Linked DNA regions of Homo sapiens: region 2 is linked to region 1. Evidence: chromatin loops called from intact Hi-C (ENCODE). Cell type or tissue: PC-9. All regions are shown on one strand.

Region 1 (8,000 bases):
CTGGAATGCAATCTCGGCTCACTGTAACCTCTGCCTCCCAGATTTAAGTGATTCTCCTGCTTCAGGCTCCCGAGTAGCTGGACTACAAGGTGTATGCCACCACGCCCGGCTAATTTTTTGTATTTTTAGTAGAGATGGGGTTCTCAAACTCCTGACCTCAGATGATCCACCCACCTCGGCCTCCCCAAGTGCTGGGATAACAGGCACGAGCCACTGCACCTGGCCGGCAGTATGTTTTTAATCTGTATCTCAGTGCCCTCTGTTTTTACAAAGTAGATGATAAGTATTGAGTTTTGAAATAGATAAAGGGTTGACAGTCATAGATTCTTGCTTTTAATTTTAAGAGAGAAGTAGGTAGCAAATTTTGGAGTTGAAAGACGGATCATGCAGTAACTAGCAACTGTTTCTCAAAATTCCCTCATCATTAGGATCTCTTGAATTGCTGGTTTAAAATATCAGTTTCTAGGCTGCTCCACAAAATATTTTGGGTCCTGCAGTTGGACATGAAAAGCACAAGCACCCCAGGTAATTCTTATGATCAGGAGAATTTGGGAAACATTTATCTGATTTAATTAATTATAGAGGCAATGTCAGCGATTAAGAGGTAAGATATGGAGTATAGATTCGTATGTTCATTTAGGAAATGCTTAGCTATCAACACTTATTGAGCATTTATACTATGGACCAGATTTGAGCACACTTACTACATGTGTGATTTTTGAACTTGTCTTTTACCCTTTCTGAATCTCAGTTTCTCATTTAAAAAATGAGGATAATACCTTACTCATGGATTTTTGGGAAGGTTCAATTAGATATGCCCCAAGAAATGCTTAATTTTTCTGAAAAATACCACTGTTTTTAGGCATCTATTATACTGTAGGGGTCATAATTTAATTATTTCTATTAGGTATTTTTACTATACACCAAGATTTCATTATGCAATCACACATCTGTTGTTCTGAGCTGTGGTTCTTACTGGCATCTTTTGGAGATGTATTTAGAGGTAAAGAATCCTTTAACAACTTTTAGGATCCAAAATCTCCTAACACAAACTTTCTCCTTCTGCCTTCTCTTTAGCCCTTTTAAAATTGGTGTATTTCCTACTTAAACTCACATATTTCAACTTCTTGCAACACTATTAAAATTACAGCTACTATTTGTTAAGCACTTACTGTAATCCAGGCACAGTCCTGGATGCTGCTTGTATTATTTAATCTTCACAGTAGTAGTGCAGTTTAGGTATTATGACTATTTAAATGGAGTCTGAGAACACAGAACTCAGTAATTGAGACAGCATCTTATAGGTATGATGCTGTGAAGAACAGAAATTATTTTAATACCTGTATATCTGTCTTCAAGCCCAAGTTCTGTCCACTATAAGCTATTCCCATAACTTTAATACAGTCATTTTCCCAATATGAGAACATGAATTTCTCCCATTGGCTTCCTAATGGTTTTCTGTCACTCAGAGTAAAATTCAGCTTCTTTACTTACTAAGGCCTACAAAGCACTGCACCGTATGTCTTTCATGTTCTAAGGCTTTTGCATTTGTTGGTCCCTGTGCTTGAAACTGTCTTGCCTTAGGTAAGCTGTGCACCTCTCCCTGACCTCATTAGAGATGTCTTTCCAGATGACCTCCCATACTTGAGAACATCTACACACACACACACACACACACACACACACACACACACACACACACACACACACAGATATTGCCCTTCCTCCTTGCTGGCTTATTTTTTCTCTATAGCAGTGATCAACAGCTAACATCTTAACATCTAATATAGTTTTCTTTATTTTTTCTTTCTCCCAGTATAATGTTAGTGCCTGAGAATGGTAGCTTAATGTTATCTGCTTTATCCCCACTGCCTAGCACATAGCAGGGATGCAATAAATATTTGATTCTCAAACATTGAATTGGGGGACATATCTGATATTCTTTATGTTAGTAATTTTATAATTTTCACAGCATTAGAACTTCATATGTGATATCTTGGTGGTTACCCTAATATTGTCTTTGTTAAGTATACTTTTCTAAACAAAGTTCCTGACAAAAAAAAAAATGTGGTGTTGTGTTTTACTTTTCACGCCAACAGGAATAGCACTATGCAGAAAAAATATGTCTTTCTATGTAGAATATTTAGAATAAAAGGTTTTTGGAAAGATCCCTTACTCAAATAATGAAGTGGCTATTCAATATTAATACTTAGTATATTTCAGTTGTTCTTTGCTTTGGAAATTAGGGCTTTGGAACATATGTGAGAATTAGGTATTACTTCAGTATTAGGAGGTCTTCTACTTGCTGACAGAATACTTCGTTTGTGCCAGTTCTGGCCATCATTCATTATTATTAATAGTAGTATATAAGCATGGTAATGCTAATTCAATAGGTTTTCCAGGTTTTTTCTCCCTCTTGTTATTATCTTTTATTTTGAAGTTTGCCTTTATTTCAAGTTGTATTTGTGGGTATTCAGAATTATTGTACCTGTGTATAACTCAGTGGTTCAAAAGTCATTAGTCTTTAATAAATTAGAATTTATTTTAAAAATTCAAGATCTGAAAACATCATTTCATTGACTCTCAAGTAATGTTAATGCCAAGTTTTGAAAAGCAATTTTTCTTTTTGGAGGCAGTAATTTTGAGTAATTGGATTCCATGAAAAAAATGGATTCAGGAGCTAATTGTGTACCAGGTTTACTGGCATTTGTGCAAAACAACATTTAGCAACTGTCAGTGACAATACTCATCTAATTTCTCTTTATCACCAGCTGGTCAATCACGTATCTTCATCAATACAAGTATTTTAATTTCCTCTTTCAGGTATCCTCTTTGTGTGTTTTCTTCCTTCTCACTCTCCCTTCTCTCCTTATTTTAAGCTACTTTAGAAAATAGTAATACTTTACTGATGTGTAAGATGCAAATCACTTTGGAAGTGAGAAGGTGGATATTTATACATTTGTTCTATGACGGGGTTTCTAAGTCTGTCCCACTGGGAATGGTTAGTACATTCCATAGCTGTAAGGGAAAAATCCACTTTTCCCAGAAATAAAGGTCAAGAGACATGGAACAACTCTTTTATTATTTGCTTTCAAAACAGAGGGAATATGATTTATGTCGAATATAAGCTTATGTCATAGCTGTGCAGGTGCTGCCGTGAAGCTGTGACCCCTGTCTAATCCCCATAACGACACTGGGCATTGACCACATTTGCTTTGTAGTTACTGAGCTGCTTTCCCAGGGGCCTTCTAGTTTCTGAACCCAGCCGCTGGGTAGCTGGTCGACCCGTGCTTGGTGCAAGAACATTGTTTTGTAAGTGCAACCTGAAATACATTTTATAACCCCTGCCTAAGTTAAATGACTGTAGGTCTGTGACGGAGCCTCTGTGATTGAATCAAAGTCTCCTCTTAACTCCTTTTTTTCCTTCATGAATTTAGTAGTCGGCTGTAAATAGTTTTTTCTGCTTTATTTTTTATTGCGTTAAACATAATCACAATGATTTATTTCAAAAACACTAAACAGTTGCTTGATATTTACAAGATAAAATGTAATACTGACTTTAATACATCATTGCCTGATTTACTTATATAATTTTTATTTATCGTTGTAAGATAGTTAACATTTTTCCATGTTGCTTCAATATTTTTCCCCTTAAAGATTAATGACTTGGTAAAATTTGCAGTAATCACACAAAAAATTTGTTTTCCAATTTCATTCTGTCTTCCAACATTTTGATCTCCCAGAGTTTTAATATTTTTTAAGTTTCCTATGTGTTATGAATTGTAAAATAAAACAAAAATCCCCCAAAACAAAAAAAGACAGCTATATTAAAAGTATCAACTTTATTTTAAATCTTATTAATGCTTTTTATAATGGGAGGGAAGATATATATATTTAAATGACCATGTAAAGCAAAGTGAGGAAGTTAGGAACCAGGACGCTGAAGCTAAACTGAAGTTGAATCTCAGCTCTATCATGTCCCAGCTCTGTGATTTTGTTAATCTCTCAAAATCTGCCTCATCTGTAAAAAAAGGTGAATGATAGTAAAACTATCTGTTGCATAGCTGTTGTGATTATTAAATGAGTTAGCATTTGCAAAGCCCTACATAAATATTTGCTGTGTAGATAATGTTTAATTTTGTCAAGAACTTTTAAAAGATGTGTTTTGAGTCATTCATACAGGCACACACACAGGTTATTACAATTTTATCAAGAAATTATTAGCCTTGTCTTAAATCTCAAAAAATTTGAATTGACGGTGAATATGTGGAAAGTGACAATATACAAGGTTATCCACTATTGGAAGGTGTGTGTGGAACAGAACAGAACTAGATCACATAGCTGTGGAGAACAAAAGCTCAAGAAGAAAAAAATTCAAAATGAGTTTATATTTTTCTCACAATAACTGTGGGCACCCTTCAAGCTTCAGTTAAGTGATGACAACATAATTAGACAGTAAAATATTCTGTTTCTGAACTGTTCTTTGTGTGACCTTCAGTTATCTCTGAGGATCCTCAGGTTTCTTAAGGTTTCCTTAGGCTGTCTGTTTAATCTGATTTTTCTGAAAAATGTACATGAATAAATAGGCCCTCCAACCAAAAATATTAATATTTAACATTTAGCCAAAGAGGTAGCAAATATTATTTTCAAACAAAATGAAGTAAGATAGAAGAGCTGAGACAATATAATATTCTGCTTAGAGGGAAACAGTAGGTTGCCACTGATTTTTAGTCCTGTGTTTTGAAAACTATTTGAGATAGAAGGACTAAAATTGCAATGAAGATTACTGCAACACAGTTACTTGGTCCTCCTATCATTAATTGATTAAAGGTAATTGCCAGGGAGTCACCTCTGGAGGGCAGTGCAGTCTTATATTTGTTGCAGGAGCTCCAGGTACCTTTAAATTTTCCAGAAGTTCATTTCAAAGATTCTTGGCCTTGTGAGATGTGAGTCATTCCCCGTTTTAAATACTCAAAGGGAACGTAAAGGTGAAAACAAACTCTTTTTCGTTATGATGGTTAGCATGCTAGATTCAGGGAAAATGACGGGAAATAGGACTTACCATATAGAGTTAGTGAATCTCGGTGTGCAAATAAGGAGCTGGCTGATGTTTGTTTTTTTCCCCCCTTTTCCCCACTTTGGTTCAGATACTTGTGAACCTCCATTTCATGATCCTTGTTTTTGTCTCTGTCTTACTCTAAAATACAAATCTGTATCTTCTAAGAAAATCTTTTAACAGCCTCACCATATAGGGTGTTGCAGAAGGTCAGCTCGGCGGCCAGCAAAATATCTTCCAGTACCTTAACAAATCAGCAAAATATTTTGAGAAATGCTTTACTTTTATGAACAAATACCCTGCTAGTTATTGGATTTGTCATAGCATCTAAGGTTTCTCTCATAACCATACTGACCTTCATGTGCTATTGTATTACAAAACCAACTCTTTATGTAATCAAACCTAAGGAAGAATGCTTAATTAGCTATACATGACCCTGTGTTATGATACAGGCATACAAAAGTTATTTTCTTCAGCACTATCTAGCTATTGTACAAAGAAACTTCTTTATAAAGTAAGACATGGGATATTTGATGTCTCAGGAGTAAAGTAATATTGGGATTTTTTTTTTTCCTCTGCAAGCTGTTTGAGAGCTTTCAGCAGGGGGATACCGTATTTAAAGGTAGCCTAAGATCTCATAACTCCATGTGTCACAAAAACTGTGTAGGTTATGAAAGACTTTTCTCGTGAGCAAAACAACTGTGCTTTTTAGCTCTAAATCATGACATAGTCTTGTTATACCACAAAGAATTAAAGAATGTTAAGTAAATGACTTTCTTCCCTCCCTCTGTGCCTCTGAGGATAGTTATTAATGCCGATTCTTGCTGCTGAGTGATCCTGAAGCTACTGTGGCAACCTTTTTATTCCCTGAGTGCAAATGAATCCTCTATGAGGTAATTGAAGGAAATTGATGACATTATTTGCTGTATCTTGGGTATCAACAGCATATAAATGAAAAACACAGCAGAATGCCTGGCCTGTGTTACCACATTGACCTACACATTTGGATCTGAAAGATCTCGAGCTATTTTCTGCCTAAGCAGACTTTGCACCTTTGTGTTTTATAGTGAAGTAGCAGGTACACAACTTTTTAAAATCATGAACTCCTAGCATTGGATTACCACCACCTGGTGTAAGGGATAGGTTTTATAGAAACACAAAGAGCATGGACTTATTCTTTTCATTTTTGTTCTTCTTTGCCAATTTTAATGTTATCTTCACAATCTGAACAGTGTGACCTGTTTCACCTTCTTTTATTTTGAATGTTAGTGTATGCACATTCTAAGCCAAGGGTGGCTTTACCCTTTAAGTTAAATTAAACCATTTGGGACTTAGCAAATTCTGGGTTGTATGTTTTAAGGTGAAAAAAAAGCACTAAAAAGAAAATTTAAAAGAAATTTTATCATCATATAGGGTGTGGATGAATGATTCAAATAGAAAACCTATTTTAAATCAGCCCTACTGAATGAACTATACTAAAAGGACATTTATTTACCTAGTTAGGGAAAAAAGTCACTTTAAATATGGTCTCTAGTTACTTTTCTTCCCATTTATTACATTTGCCACTTCATTGTGACCTTACTATGACCTTGTAGTTTATGGGCTAAAGGTAACCATTATGCAATAATGAAAATATGCAGGCCAGTCTTTACCACCTTGAAAAAATTGGTTTCTTATATTTTGTTTAAATTAACACACTTTGCTATTTATAAAGCTCTGCTCTACGGTGCTTGAAAGAGGAGAGAAGAATTAATCGCAACTAATGTGCAGATTTAGGCTTTTAGAGACTGTGTTTAGTGGAGGTGAGTCAGCAGGCCTTGTTATATTAATTATAGTGGTTTGATTCTCTACTGGTTTTGATTCACAGAGATATGCGCTGTACGTAAGAATTAAAGCATCAATTGCTTAGGAGAAAAAGGAACTTAAAAATCAAACCATTAATACCTATCTTTGCTTTCTTCTTTTGTCTAATTTGTTTTATTTTAGTTATCCAGGCCCAGATTTCCTCCACTTTCCCTTTGCCTTGATCCCAAAACCTGACCTCTGTGAAAAAGGCAATTCATCAATTGGATGTGGTGAGGGAAATGCCCTTCAGAAGGATCTAAAACAGGCAATACAAAAAGCTTTAGACAGTCAACACATCGGGGCACGTAAGCTCTGATGTGACTTGTTATCTCTGAGACCAGTGTTTGCATTCTTCCTGGTTTGTTCCTTAGGCTTGGAAATGCACTGAAACCACAGCTGGTCTTGAAGAGCCATAGAGGATGTGATACAAGGAATGATAAATTAATAATTACAGATCCTCAATCTGCTTATTGTCAGTCATTTTTTCTACCACCAGTTACAAATCCAGTCTTTATTCTCAAACAGAAGTGATGATAATTATCCTTGGTAAAATAACTTTCACATAATGTTGATTGCAGACAGTCACCAAGGGCTATGCTCCAAGTACACTTCTCACCATTTTTATACATGAAATAAAAACTCTTATTATCTCCACTTGTCCATGAGGAAACCAATGTACAGAGAAATTAAGTACCCTTCTCAGGGTTACACAGAAATTCAAGAGCTGGATTTTTACCACAAAGGATGGTTTAGAGCCTCTGGTCTTAACCTTCCAAGAGTCTGGGTTCTTGGGAATCTTCATTTTCAACATAGGCTCTTTATACTACCAGAACTAGCATGTTCTTCAGATATTCAAAACGGAGACTTTTAATAAGTTCATTATTAAAGAAGTGAATAATTTAGGATTAAAAAAATTCTGTTAAAAATGGGTTGCTCATAATTAATGAAGGCAGATATTTAAACCATGAATCCTTTATAAAACCTTGGGATGTGAAAGCTTATTTTGAAATGGACTGTTGGACTGCATGCTAAAAGTATACCCAGAGTGAATTTTCAGAGACATTAGAGACAAATTTAACATCACCCTCAAATCTGTGGA
Region 2 (8,000 bases), 1.1 Mb after region 1:
AGAGCAAACAGCAAACATTTTCTGTGAAAGACCAGATAGTAAATATTTTGACTTTGCATTCCATGTGCTTTCTCTTGGAAATACCTAACTCTGCCCTTGTAGAGAAAAAGCAGCCATAGACAATACATATATGAGTGGAAATGATTGTTCCCATAAAACTTGACTTGTAAATATATGTGGCAGGCCAGATTTGGCCCATAGGCTCTAGTTTGTCCAACTGTTTTTAGAAGATGGTCTATACAAGGCCCACAAAGTGGGCATGTGGACTCACATATAGATGAATATATTACAATATTACAATATTCCCATAGTGTATATTTAATATTTTAAAAATTTCATATACTAGGTTTTCAAGAGCCAGAACTGTCTTGTTTCTTTTTTCTTTTTTTTTTTTTTTTTTTTGAGACAGAGTCTCGCTCTGTCGCCCAGGCTGGAGTGCAGTCGTGCAATCTCCGCTCACTGCAAGCTCCGCCTCCCGGGTTCACGCCATTCTCCTGCCTTAGCCTCCCCAGCAGCTGGGACTACAGGCATACACGACCACGCCTGGCTAATTTTTTTTTTTTTTTTTTGTATTTTTAATAGAGACGGGGTTTCACTGTGTTAGCCAGGATGGTCTCGATCTCCTGACCTTGTGATCCGCCCACCTCGGCCTCCCAAAGTGCTGGGATTACAGGCATGAGCCACTGTGCCCGGCCTGTCTTGTTTCATTTTGAACTTCAGTACCTAACAATGTTCTGGCACTTGCTAGTTGCTCCATATAAGTTGGTCATTATTCAAATAGGCATTAACATGCTATTTAAAATAGAGTCAGCATTCCTAGGTGTGGTGGACCCAGTTCCTCCCTTAAGAACAAGAACAATGGGCTTCCTACCTTTAACGCTAAGAGTGCTGCTGGTAGACAGCCCTCAGCTGAAAACCCTTAGAAATTACTTAGGGTCAAGAGAGCAACCTCTTCTAAGGCCGTGTCTCCTTCCCAGGACACCCTGTTTCCAGTGACAGATCAACATGAGGGATAAGGCTGATGTCTTTATTCTAACTCAGGACAAGTCTGAAGGTCATTTTAGCTTCAGAGTTCCTAGCTGAGGTCTTCATTGAGACTGAATTACAGCTAACCCGTCTCTTCTCAAATCTTCTTCCCTAAATTTTGATTTCAAAGGACTCCTGATATAGTTTGGCTTTGTGTCCCACCCAAATCTCATCTTAAATTGTAAATCTCTAGTTGTCAAAGGAGGGAACTGGTGGGAGGTGATTAGATCACGGAGGCAGTTTTACCCCTGCTGTTCTCGTGATAGTGAGGGAGTTCTTACAAGATCTGATGGTTTAAAATGGCAGTTTCCTCTGTGCTCTCTCTCCTGCTACCATGTGAAGGTCCCTGCTTCCTCTTTGCCTTTTGCCATGATTTCCTGAGGCCTCCCCAGCAATGCTGAACTGTGAGTCAATTAAACTTCTTTTGTTTATAAATTACTCAGTTTCAGGTAGTATCTTTACAGCAGTGTGAAAATGGACTAATACAACCCACTAATAATCCTCCTGCATTCTAGTATCTGTCACAGAGTCTACTTTCCAGTGAATGCAACCTGCAACAGCAACCTACAACAAGAAGAATATTTGCTACGGTTTGAGTGTGGCCGCTGTGAAATTCAGGTGTTGCCAATGTGATAGTATTAAGAGGTAGGGCCCTTAAGAGGCGATTAGGTCATGAGGGCTCCTCCCCAAATTAAGGCCCTTATTAAAGTGGCATCATGCAGGGTTCAGCTAGCTTTCCCTTCTGCGGATGTGGTGTTCTTCCTTCTAGAGAATGCGGCAGTAAGGCACCATCTTTAAAGCAGAGAACAGCCCTCACAAGACAACGGAATCGAATCTACCAGGGCCCTGATCTCGGACTCCTGAACTGTGAGAATATAAATTCTTGTTTTTTTGTAAATTACCCAGTCTTGGGTGTTGTTTTATAGCAGCACAGAATGGACTAAGGTGGTATTTTTACTCATTATGAAGATAGTAATTTAAATGATATCCATTCGAGGTTTTTCTACCTTGAGCTAATCTCATACAGGCTAGCCTTATGAAGTATGATTTTGAAAGCTATCCTCTTATCAGAGCCCATGTGGGTTCCTTTTGACTTCCCAAAACACTCCCCTATTGCAGTTGGTTAAAATTGGTAACCATACTAATTGCTCACTATTTACATCACTATGTTTTTACAGTTCTCACAATTCCTAGAATAAGCACCTCCTAATTACTAATGTTGAGGGCCACTAAGACCTTGCCCCACCAATCTTGAAAGTTTTTAATCTTCACCAGAAGAGACAATAAATAAATCTTCAGTGAGTTTCTATTTTGGAAAGGGACTTTGTGGAATATTAGGGAACAAAAGAAGTAAATATAAGACCAAGTTTCTTTTTCACAGGAAAATTCAGTTCCTGTTAAAAGTTCCTAGTCATGTTAAGGAAGTTGCTATTAAAATTCAGTTCTAGAGATTAGACAAATTAAAGGGAAGCTAATGCTTCTAATAAATATAAAGTGCCTAAAGGGTAGTGAAGAAACTTCACAGTGTGGAACAAGATGATCATGGAAGGGAAAAATGAGGGTACTTTTAAAGGAAATGCCTTTTTTTCCCCCAAACTGCTTTTCCTCAGGTGATTTCAAAGTCATGTATATAAAATCACTTTGGGGGTAATTGAAGGCAGGAGTGAGAATAAAAAGAGAACTGAGAGAAGAAACGCTAACTTTTATTTAGCGCCTTCTGTTGCTAGGGGTCTTTTTAAGCACTTTACATCTGTTAATCATTTCATTATTAACTCTGCGAGGTGGGTTTGGTGTTTCCCACTTTACAAATTAGGGAACAGGTGTGTATAGGGAGGTCAAATACTATAGTTAGTGATACACAGCTATTCATAGTGGATTGAGACTAATTCATTCTGACTGTTTTTTTCTCTTTAAATTACATAAAAATCATATAAAACATGCTGAAAAAGACAGAAACATGTGTACATGGTAATTTCAATTGCAGCCCAGTGAAGATGCTTGTTCTGTTTTTTTTTTTAATTAGCATCAGAGGAAGAAAACCTGATAAACGGATTTCTAAATCGATAGTCAGAACTTGTTCTAGTTATATAGTATCATATGCATTTGGATTGGGTGAACTGTGAAGATTCTAAATTTTGTTCAAACAAGGTTTGTGTCCAACCATTTTACATTTAAGAACCAAAATAGCCGCCAAGCTGTGATGTTTCTAGAAAAATAGTGAAATACATTTTTTTAGTGATTAGAAATTGATAAACTGCAAGTGTTTAGCATTTTTTCAAAGATTCTTTAAATCCTGGTGTTGCATTTAAACGAAAACTATAATTACAACTTGTAAATATGGATAGAATATGGATTGGGAAACAGTTTCTTTTGAAAGAAACTGAAATGTTCTTTCTGAAAGTGTATTTCAAAAAGCTTGGTAATGAACAAGGGCTAAATGTATATTACCAAATGTTGAAAGTTTCCGCTTAAACACTAGATACAATCAAAGCTGATTCCAAGGAAAGTGCTACACCATAGGCAAGTTACAAACGACTTATCAGAAACTTGTTACATACCTTACACATCTTATATACATAAGGCAGTTGAAGCATAGGGAAGTTGGTGATGAGGATTTCTTTAGAGAGAACTAAAGGTGTAAGGTAGGAGGTAAGATCCTCTTCCTGTCAAGACGAGAGAGGGTTTTAGTGGGATTTCTGAGCATTCTGGGCCTCCTGTAGTTAGTTACATTGCTATCTGACTCCTGCTGGGAAAATATCTAAGGCAGAGAAGGCCAGCCAGCGACTTGGTGGTGGTGTGGGGAGTGTGCTTACTGTGTTGTGAATGGGCTGCACTTTTAGATTTTGTACAGGCATAGAATAAATGAGTGCTTCCTGAGGACCAGAGATAGTGCATTATAGGCCATCTTAGAACTTGTCCAATAGGGCCACCTAGAGGGGATCCTGAAGATGGAGAGGGAGTTCTGTGGGGCTGAGGATCACTGTAGAGTAAAATGGTCAGGAAGCCTGCAGGTGAGATCATTAGTCATTGGGGTCTTCACAGAACCCGTGAAAGTGGCCCTTGAAGGAAGAGGTCAACTTTAAATATCCTTTATGCCACTCCCAATCTCTGTCCAGAAGGTGTCCAAAATAGCAGCTAGGAGTGAGGGAAGTGTGTACAGAAAGACATGAGAAAGCCAGTTGCACTGCCTCCCGCCAACCCTTCTCCTACAGCATGCAATAGCTACCAGAAGTTCCTGTCTGGGAGATGGCAAAGAATTCTCAGCTTTCCATGAAGATTGATTGTAGATTAATATACTATTCTCATATTCACACTCCTGAATTTATACTGTGTACATGTAAAAAAAAAAATGACCATAGGACGTACCTAGGTTTTCATCCAAGGTGACCATCATGAAATAAAGTTTCAATTATTAATGGGAAACAGAAATAAAGATTTGAAAATTACATCTCATGAGTCCTTCTTGGTCAATGTATCAGTTACATATATTTGGGTGATCAAGATAATTTCAGTGAACTCAAAGATTTTTGCTAAGAAAGTTGATAAGGTTGGAAATTAGTTTAGTAGAAAGACAACGAATGTCAGGCTAGAGCATTTGGACTTTATTATAGAAAGTGAGGGTCATCGATTGTATTTGAGTTGACATATATCAGATAATGACTACTATGACAACAGTTTTAGTACTATTTTTTAGTAGTGATATGCATGGATTTTTATATAGCAGCTTGGTAATAAGGCAATAAAAAGCCTTGAAAATGTTAAATGATAAATAGGTTGTTTTGGTTTTAAAATAATCTTTTGAGCTTTAAGCATATTTGGCATTAAAATAAATGACAATAATAACACAAAAGGGAGCACACATTGAAATTTGGTTAATTCCTTATCTGTTCTAGAAATACTTAAAATATAAAAGAGATTGCGATAATTCCAAGATATGTGTTGACATCTCTAGAACAACTACTAAATAAAAATAAAATAATGTAACATTAAACGCCTAATAAAGGGGAAAATTGGAAAAGTGTTGATTATTTTAAAAGAAATCAGGAAAGGAGATGAAAAGAAAAAATTAGTAAAAGGGCAAATAGAAAGTAAATATTGAAATGTAGGTTTAAATTTATATATATCAGAAATTACATTAAATATAAATGGACTGAACACATCAGTTAGATATTTTCAGATAGGAATAAAAAACATGTTGCTTTCAGGAGACATACTTAAATATACAGACATAATATATAAAAACCATAAATAACAGAAAGATGATATAGCTTTTCTAATATCAGGTTAAATAGAGTTTAAGAGAATACCAGGATTAAGAACATCACTACATTAAAATAAATGAGACAAGCAAGAGGAAAACATAACAATTCTATATTAATATGAACTTAACATCCTTAAACAATCGAAAGAGACAGATTCATAATTATAGTTGGAAATGTAACACTAATATTAGAAGCCAACAGAATGAGCTTTTTGGAAATCAGTAAGGCTATCTATAGAAAATTTGAACACAATTAACAAATTCTAATTGACATATATAGAACGTTTGATTAAATAATTGCCAAAATATACATTTTTTAAAAAGTGCACATGGAGAACTTAACAAAATATAGAGCCATCTGATATGTTTTTGCTTTGTGTTCCCACCCAAATCTCATGTTGAATTGTAATTCCCAATGTTGGGGGAGTGACCTGGTGGGCGGTGATTAGGTCATGGGGGTGGGTTTTAACCATGCTGTTTTTGTGAAAGTGGGTTCTCACGAGATCTGATGGTCTAAAAGTGTGTGGCACTTGCCCCCTTGCTGGCATTCTCTCTCTCTCCTGCCACCTTGTGAAGGTGTTTGCTTCCTCTTCACCTCCCACCATAATTGTAAGTTTCCTGAGGCTTCCTTGTCAGCTTCCTGTTAAGCCTTCCTGGAACTGAGTCAATTAAACCTCTTTTCTTTATAAATTACCCAGTCTTAGGCGGTTCTTTATAGCAGTTTGAGAGCAGAGTAATACACCGTCTAAGTAAAGCTCAAAGGGCTGAATTCAAATGCAATGTATTTTCTGATTTGAGTGGAATGAAATTAGAATATCATTACAAAAATTTTAAAATTCAATGTTTGAAAATTAGTGTTATATATTTAATAACACACATGCCAAATAAGATATCATATTGGAAATTAGAAAGTAATTTGAACTGATTGATAATGAAAATACATCATACTTGTGGGACAGAACCAAATCTGATTAGAACAGTGGTTCTCATCTGGGTGACTTTTGCCTGCAAGGGAACATGCGGTAATGTCTGTAGATGGTTTTGGTTGTCACAATGGAGGGAGGGGGTACAACTGCCATCTAGTGAATAGAAGCCAAGGATGCCGCTAAACGTACTGCAGTATACATAATTCCTTACCACAAAGACTTGCCTGTCCCCAAATGTCAATAGTGACTAGGTTAAGAAATCCTGACTTGAGAAAATTTTAATGCTTTAAATGTCAATATTCAAAAAGACTGAATATCAGTAACCTAACTATCCATTTGAAAAAGCTAACATTAGAATAACATATTAAGCACAAAATCAAAGAACAAAAGTGAAAAAAAAGCAAAGATTAATGAAATAGAAATAAATACTGTAAAAAGAATCAACAGTCAAAAAATTATTTTTATCTGAGAATAGTAATAAAAGAGTCAGACCTCTAGTAATAGTGATAAAAAGGCACAAATGGCTAATATCAGGAATAATAAATGGAACATCAGTTTGGTTCCTTCAGCTATTAAAAAGGTAGTAAAAAGCTGTTATAACCTTTACATTAATAAACTTAAATATAATTAACAATGTGCTTGAAAAACACAACTTACTAATATGGCCATGAGAAGCAAAACATCTGAATAGAGGGATGTGTGTTTAATTTTCCAATCTAGAGAGTAGAATATTGAAGATTTTTTCAATGTGTTTTGTGAGAGTAGCATTATATTGATACCACAGCCTATTATGGAGAGTACAAAAAATAAAAATTGGAGGGCTGGCAAAATATTAATAAATAGAACCCAAGAATATATTGAAAGGAACTCAAAACCAATAGAAGTTTAAGAATATATGGTTAATTTAACATACTAAACAAATTATTTAATGTAATGAGCCACGTTAACAACAAAAGGAGAAAAACCATATAACCTCACCCAAGCAGGTAAGCAGTATTTGATAAAATTCAACACCCATCCATGGTTAAAAACACAGTTCTTAGCAAAGTAGAATTATGATTTGACCTCCTTAGTGAGATAAAGAATATCTATAGAAACATGCAGGAAATTTAATACTTCATGATAAAATATTAAAAGCTCCCATTGTGATGTTGGGAACAAGGTAAGGATATTTATTAAAATTATATCTATTCAACATTATACTGGAGTTCTTTGCCAGTGTAATATGGCAAAAAAAAAGAGTGATTTAAAAAGGAAGAAAAACATTTTCGTTATTTGCAAATGATATGATGGTATGTAAAAAATTGAAAATTTAAAAAAATTATATAAAACATTAGAATTATTGAATTTTGCATGGTTACTTCATGTAGCACAAATATGCAAAGCAATTATAATTGTTTTTCTGACAACCTACTTAAAAATTTTATAATTGATACAATTTATAATAGAATCAAAAATATCAAATTCCTAGGAATACATCAAAGAAAAGTTATACCAAACCTCCATACATAAAATGATATTATTGAAGGAATTTTTAAGAGACTTAGGCAAGGGAGATATATCCCATGTTCATTGTTTAAAAGACTCAATATGTTAAATATTTCAGTTCTCACCAAAATGATCTATAGAGTTAATGCATACTCAGTGTCAGTAGGACATTTCATAGAAATTGACAAGTTGATTTAAAATTATTTTAAAGAATTCTTAACTTTTATGTATTTAGGGAGTAGAAGTGCAGATTTCTTGCATGTATGTACTGCGTCATGGAGAAATCTGAGCTTTTAGTG

What was found. Peaks named below come from ENCODE experiments on the same cell type or tissue, not always from the same donor. Only the 100,000 strongest peaks of a DNase experiment are listed, where the experiment ranks them.
Region 2: it touches region 1 in a loop (7-fold over the local background); 9 of 110 quality-filtered maps call a loop at or near these places.

The regions. Positions count from the first base shown.
Region 1 is chr7:18,347,652-18,355,651 of GRCh38, forward strand. It overlaps a transcript of HDAC9 not described here. Among named protein-coding and RNA genes, the nearest start is that of HDAC9, 140 kb to the right of the region's middle. In PC-9, CTCF peaks have their summits at 4,837 (motif pointing right) and 5,039; a DNase peak (open chromatin) is centred at 4,900; H3K4me3 peaks cover 332 bases.
Region 2 is chr7:19,438,414-19,446,413 of GRCh38, forward strand. No RefSeq gene overlaps it. Among named protein-coding and RNA genes, the nearest start is that of MIR3146, 260 kb to the right of the region's middle. In PC-9, CTCF peaks have their summits at 3,952 (motif pointing left) and 4,151; no DNase peak of the experiment used is centred here.